Linked DNA regions of Homo sapiens: region 2 is linked to region 1. Evidence: chromatin loops called from intact Hi-C (ENCODE). Cell type or tissue: breast epithelium. All regions are shown on one strand. Links, peaks and the distances in the headings refer to the core of each region. The heading gives the core; the rest is flanking DNA.

Region 1 (2,918 bases), core at 205-2,704:
TTCTTTTGTTGTGGTCTTCAACACTCACTGGGCCCTTAATCCCATAGTTCCTGGTTCTTTCTCCCTCTCTCCCCAGCAGCCATTTCTACCAAGTTGAAGAGCACTGCATTGCACTCTCCGTTCGTGGCAAGCCTACAGTCCTAACTACTAAGCTTTCTAGGTGAAACGCTTGTGGTTTGCACTGCTTGCTATAAGCCAACCTGGCTGCCCCAGTCAGGAGTCAAGGCAGCCCAGCTCAAAGTGAGTTCCTCCCACTCAGAGAGGTCCACAGGGAACTGTACCCAATGGGGATGCTTGTTGCAGTGAATATTGGCTGACCCCTCCCGTCAGACTTTCTTTTAGTGAGTACAAATGTTCATGAGATCTCCTAAAGGGAGCTCTCCAAAACCCCGCTAGGAGATCAGAGCTGGCACCAGGAGCAGAAAGGCCGGGCAGCGAGAGCAGACACCCCCGAGCCTGCAGGGATGGGGCGGGGCCAAGGGGGGTATCCCATGCCCCCAAGGGGAGCGTGGTTCGGGGGAGGGAACATCCCAGGCTCCCGAGGGTGCAGGCTGCAGAGATGCCCAGGTCCTGAGCCTGGGAGGGCAGCCACAGCTGCACCGGCAAAGCTCCTGCCCCACCAACTCGGAAGGGTCGGAGTTCCTGCTTTTCCCCGGCTCCTGCTTGCTCCGTGAAGTGGAAGGCCTAGGTCTGCAGCCACAGGTTGGGTGGTTGCAGCTGCACCCAAGTGGGCAGATCCTGCCTCTTCCTGGCCTCCTCCAAGAGAACAGGGAGGCTTCCATCCACAGCCACAGTTGGGCAGCTGTAGCCCCGCCCAGGAGGGTGGGGCTCCCACCAGTTGCATGGTGTCTGCAGCCCCGCCTCGCCTCCCTGCTGCAGCCAGTGACAGCAGCCACTGCCATCACTACTGCCTGAAAACGGTCTTTTGCTGGTCAATTCTGCACAATTGCAGTGGTTACTGTCTTCATATATGTGTGTCATTGTTTGGATGTTTGATCCCTTCAAATCTCATGTTGAAATTTGGTCCCCAGTGTTGGAGGTGGGGCCTACTGGGAGATGCTTGGATCATTAGAACAGATCTCTCATGAATAGATTAATTGGGTGGGTGGTGGGTGAGTGAGTTCTCACTCTATAGTTCCATCAAGAGCTGGCTGTGAAAAAGAGCCCAGCACCTTCTCCTCTCCCCTACCTTTCTCTTTCTCACTTCCTCTCTCACCATGTGATCTCCACACAGCAGATCTCAGCTTCACCTCCACCTTCCCCATGAATGGAAGCAGCCTGAGGCCCTCACCAGAAGCAGATGCTGGCACCATGCTTCCTGTGCAGCCTGCAGAACTGTTAGCCAAATAAATCTCTTTTCTTTGTAAATTACCCAGCCTCAGGTATTCTTTTTTTTGAGATGGAGTCTCACTCTGTCACCCAGGCTGGAGTGCAGTGGCGCATCTCCGCTCACTGCAACCTCCATCTCCCAGGTTCAAGTGATTCTCCTGCCGCAGCCTTCTGAGTAGCTGGGATTACAGGCACCTGCCACCATGCCTGGCTAATTTTTGTGTTTTTAGTAGAGATGGGGTTTCACCATGTTGGCCAGGCTGATGTGGAACTCCTGACATCAGGTGATGCACCCGCCCTGACCTCCCAAAATTCTGGGATTACAGTCGTGAGCCACCGCACCTGGCCTATTTCTGCTTTTATGCACTAGATGCAAAATAAACAATGAAAGCATGGAGACTGTAAAGGTGGAGAAAGAGAACTTGAGTTACTTCAAATCTGTCATTTTGCATGTGACCACTTGGGATATATATCGTGCTTAAAATTTAAAACAAAGAGTGTGAACTGAGAGTTGTGATATTTTGTTTGGAAAGTAAAAATTTTAGTTCATACTTGAAATATTTTACTGAGTTTGAATAAAGTTGTTAATAGTAACATTTGTTATTGTTGTTTAAAACTAATGACTCAGGCCAGGATCGGTGGCTCACACCTGTAATCCCAGCACTCTGGGAGGCTGAAGCGAGTGGATCACCTGAGGTCTGGGGTTCGAGACCAGCCTGACCAACATGGAGAAACCCCGTCTCTACTAAAAATACAAAATTAGCCGGGCGTGGTGGTGCATGCCTGTAATCTCAGCTACTTGGGAGGCTGAGGCAGGAGAATCGCTTGAACCCGGGAGGCGGAGGTTGCAGTGAGCCGAGATCGTGCCATTGGCAACAAGAGCAAAACTCCATCTCAAAAACAAAACAAAACAAAAACCAAAAAAACAAACTAATGACTCACAAACATGTTCATATCAGTAGTATGATTTAGTATTATTCCCTAAATTTTATTTTTTCCTGTAACACAGAAGTATTAATGCATTATTATTTTCTTTTTTATTGCAATTTTTTTTAAAGAAATAAGGTCTTCCTCTGTCACACTGGAGTGTAGTGGCATGATCATAGTTCACTAGAGCCTCAAACTCCTGTGCTCAAGGGATCCTCCTGCCTCAGCCTCCTGAGTAGCTGGGACTAGAGGCACACACCACCAGGCCCAGCTTGTGGTTTTCTATTAAACAATTTTTTTACTCACATAATATATGTATAGAGTTCAAAAACAGAAAAATGTCACTTTCTGCATTTACTTTCTGGAATTTTATTATTTTCTTCATGATTATTTCTGAAGATAATTTTGTCATAGAGTGGAGGTTTTTGTGTTAAAAATTATCCCCTGGGTGGGTGTCTAATAAGCTCAGCACACCTCTGGATATCCTTCCTCCAGTCCACCTGTTTTTATACTCCTGTGCTCTCCTGCCTTTTCAAATGCCACACTTGTTCCACAGCCTTATCTGCCTCTCCCTCACCACCTTCAACCTTTCCCTATCTCGTGGCTCCTTTCCAGCAACAATTGAACATGCTCAAGCATGTTTAAATGTTTTCCTCTCTTGA
Region 2 (2,918 bases), core at 162-2,661, 100 kb before region 1:
CTAAAACAAACAAAAAACTAACAAAAAAGATACTGTATCCATAAACCAAGAAAAGTGTGCCATAAAAAAGATATTCAGTGAATAGGAGGCCTAGGAAATTAAAATAATGCTATCTAAAAGTCAAGATAGTTGCCAAGAAAGTAGAACAGTCAATAGAGATAGGAGAATAAGAGAAAGTTAAGAAAATTCAAGGATCAACCCAGGAGATCCACCGTTTAACAGAGGGAATTCAGAAAAATGGGAGAGTAAAAAAACTTAAGGGAGGAAAGAAGAGACAGGGAGAAAAGGAAAGAGAAATAACAAAGATAATGAAAGGAGAGGCGAGGGGAATGGTGGGAGGGAGGGAGAGGGAAAAGGATTTTCCAACTAAGGTTTTCCACATATTAAAATTCCACAGAATAAAAGTTCCCACCAAGCATTCAGTACAATAGATTTTAAAAAGACCCAAAGAACACGAGGGTTAAAAAGAAGACCCTCAAAGCTTCCAGAGAGTAGGGAAAAAGAAAAGAATAAAAATTAGAATGGCATCAGCCTTATCACCCATCATCAATAATGGAAACTAGAAGACATTGAAGAATGCCTTCAGAATTCTGAAGGAAAACATCTATTTACCCAGATACCTATCTTCAGCCAAACTATCAAGAACTACAAAGCTACGACACAGACATTTTCAAATATGCTGGGATTCAAAAACTTCACTATCCATGCACTATTTCCTAGAAATTAATTAGAGAAGGTGCTCCAATAAAATAAGGAAGTAAACCAAGAAGGAAGCATGGGAATCAGAAATCCTAAAAGAATCCCCAAGAGAATACAAAATAGTTCCATAAAGAGAGACACACACAGACTGAGAGAGAACCCTCTCCTTAGAAATTCTCGATTAAGGAGTCGATTGAAACTAAAAATCACATACTATATAAAAATGAAAGTCAAAGAAAGCACTATACAGTTGACACTTGAACAACACAAGTGAACTTCAAGGTCCACTTATACAGATATTTTTTCAGTAAATACGGTTGGTCCTCTGTATCTGCATCCACAACCAAATGCAGGTTGAAAATACAGTCTTCCCAGGACATGAAACCTGCAGAAATGGAGTGCGCACATATAGATGGGTTCTGCAGAGCACACTGAGGAAACTGAGTATGTGCGAATTTTGGTATCCATTGAGGAACCCTAGAACCAATCCTCTGAGAATACCAAGGAAAGACTGTATATGAAAATCACGAGATGTGGCCAAAGTAGTATTTTAAATATATTTAGCAAAAACAAATTAGATGGAAAATTTAAAAACTAAATTACTCAGGGCAAAAAAAGTACAAAAAGAACAACAAAATAAATAAGGAATTATAAAATAAAGACTTTTTGAAAAAGCATAATAACCACAATGTGATTATTTCAGTTAAAACTTTTAACAACTGAATTTCACCAAAAAGGTGTTGTTTCTCAAATTTTAGTAATTTATATTTTCCTGAAAAATCATCCATTTCCTTTTCACACTATTAATATTAAGTTGTATAAAATATTCTCCTATAATTCTTGTAGTATTCTGTGTCTTGCTTATTTTTCTCAAACTTATTTATTTGTGCTTTTTCCTCTCTATGTCCCAATAGACCAACTTTGATTTATCTCTTTCACTGATCTGTTTTTCAAAGAAAAGACAAGTTGAATAACAAAAATTGTTACCTGTAATAATCTCATAATTACTTGATCTCTTCTTTAGGTAGCTATAATATGGGGGAATAACTTCCTGTAGAAATATCACATCTGGGCTGTACCTAATGAAAAACATCAATTTATGACAAATACCAAGTATACCATTTCATTTTCAGCTACCTAAATGAAGGAAATCCCACAACATACCAAAAACAAAAAACCCTCTAGGGCACCTAATATTGAGTGTTTATGCTGATCTTTGATAACTATAAAATGAGAAAGATGTGTGCTATTTATTAATGTAGTACTGTAACAAATATATCAAAAAGAACTAGAAAAACTGACAATAGAAACCGCCATATTGAGAGACTTCAATGGTCCTACACACTAAGAGATGCTTTCAATGTTTCTTTCAATCCTCTTGAAGCAGTTATTAACCACAATGAAGAAAACTGTCCAGAGAACTTAAGTGATTTGGCCAAGGTCACAGAGCCAGCATGGGGCACAAATAGATCTTTTTGGTAGTTTTAATTTCACGTAGTTACGATAAACAAAGTTGAAGAAGAAAACAGTACTAAAAGGCTTCTAACGAAAATTAGTGTTCCCTCTTTGCTGCAGCCTGCAATCCTGCTCTCAGAGGCAATCATCTTAATTCTTCAGATGTTTCTTCTCAGAGCTGGACATTGAACTTAGGTTTAATTCTAAAGCCCACAACCTTGAACTGTTACTTTGTATATACATAAGACACATTACTATTAAATAGAAGTGATAATACTTACAAAGCTAAGTAGGAACACACCCCTCGAGCCCTCTCTGACAGATTGTTTAGATCTAATCCATCAATATTCCAGGTAATGAGAGAGAACATGCTGCCATTTTCTTGCTGAGTATCTTCAGATGGGCTGATTTTAGAAGTGGTGGAATCAGTTGTTTCTTCATTGGTTAGGTCAACACTGGCAAGATCAGAATAAAACATGGCTTTGCAAATAATCTATAAATTGATTAAGAATTATTTTGTATTTGTAGCCCTCATTTTACAGACAAATTTTAAAAGAGCCCTAAAAGTGACACTGTCCTTACAGGGTTAACAAGAATTGCATGCCAGGTTCTAGACAGAAATATAATTGAGCATTAATCACGCTGCACTTTGGCCCACTTCTTTGTACGGAAAGTCATCCCATAGCCCTATATACTGATGACTTGCATCCCCATTGCTCCTATGGGTAGGATCTCTGACATCAGAATCATAAGGCTTTTGTTTA

The links. A loop is a pair of places that touch in the nucleus more often than their neighbours do. Peaks named below come from ENCODE experiments on the same cell type or tissue, not always from the same donor. Only the 100,000 strongest peaks of a DNase experiment are listed, where the experiment ranks them.
Region 2: a loop joins it to region 1, with 8 times the contacts of the local background. A loop is called at or near these places in 18 of 110 quality-filtered maps.

Annotation. Positions count from the first base shown.
Region 1 is chr6:24,760,843-24,763,760 of GRCh38, forward strand. No RefSeq gene overlaps it. Among named protein-coding and RNA genes, the nearest start is that of GMNN, 13 kb to the right of the region's middle. In breast epithelium, for the core only: no CTCF peak of the experiment used is centred there; no DNase peak of the experiment used is centred there.
Region 2 is chr6:24,656,126-24,659,043 of GRCh38, forward strand. It overlaps TDP2 (tyrosyl-DNA phosphodiesterase 2), which reads right to left. Exons shown (of 7, transcript NM_016614.3): 3 at 2,436-2,609; 4 at 1,687-1,778. Among named protein-coding and RNA genes, the nearest start is that of TDP2, 9.3 kb to the right of the region's middle. In breast epithelium, for the core only: no CTCF peak of the experiment used is centred there; no DNase peak of the experiment used is centred there.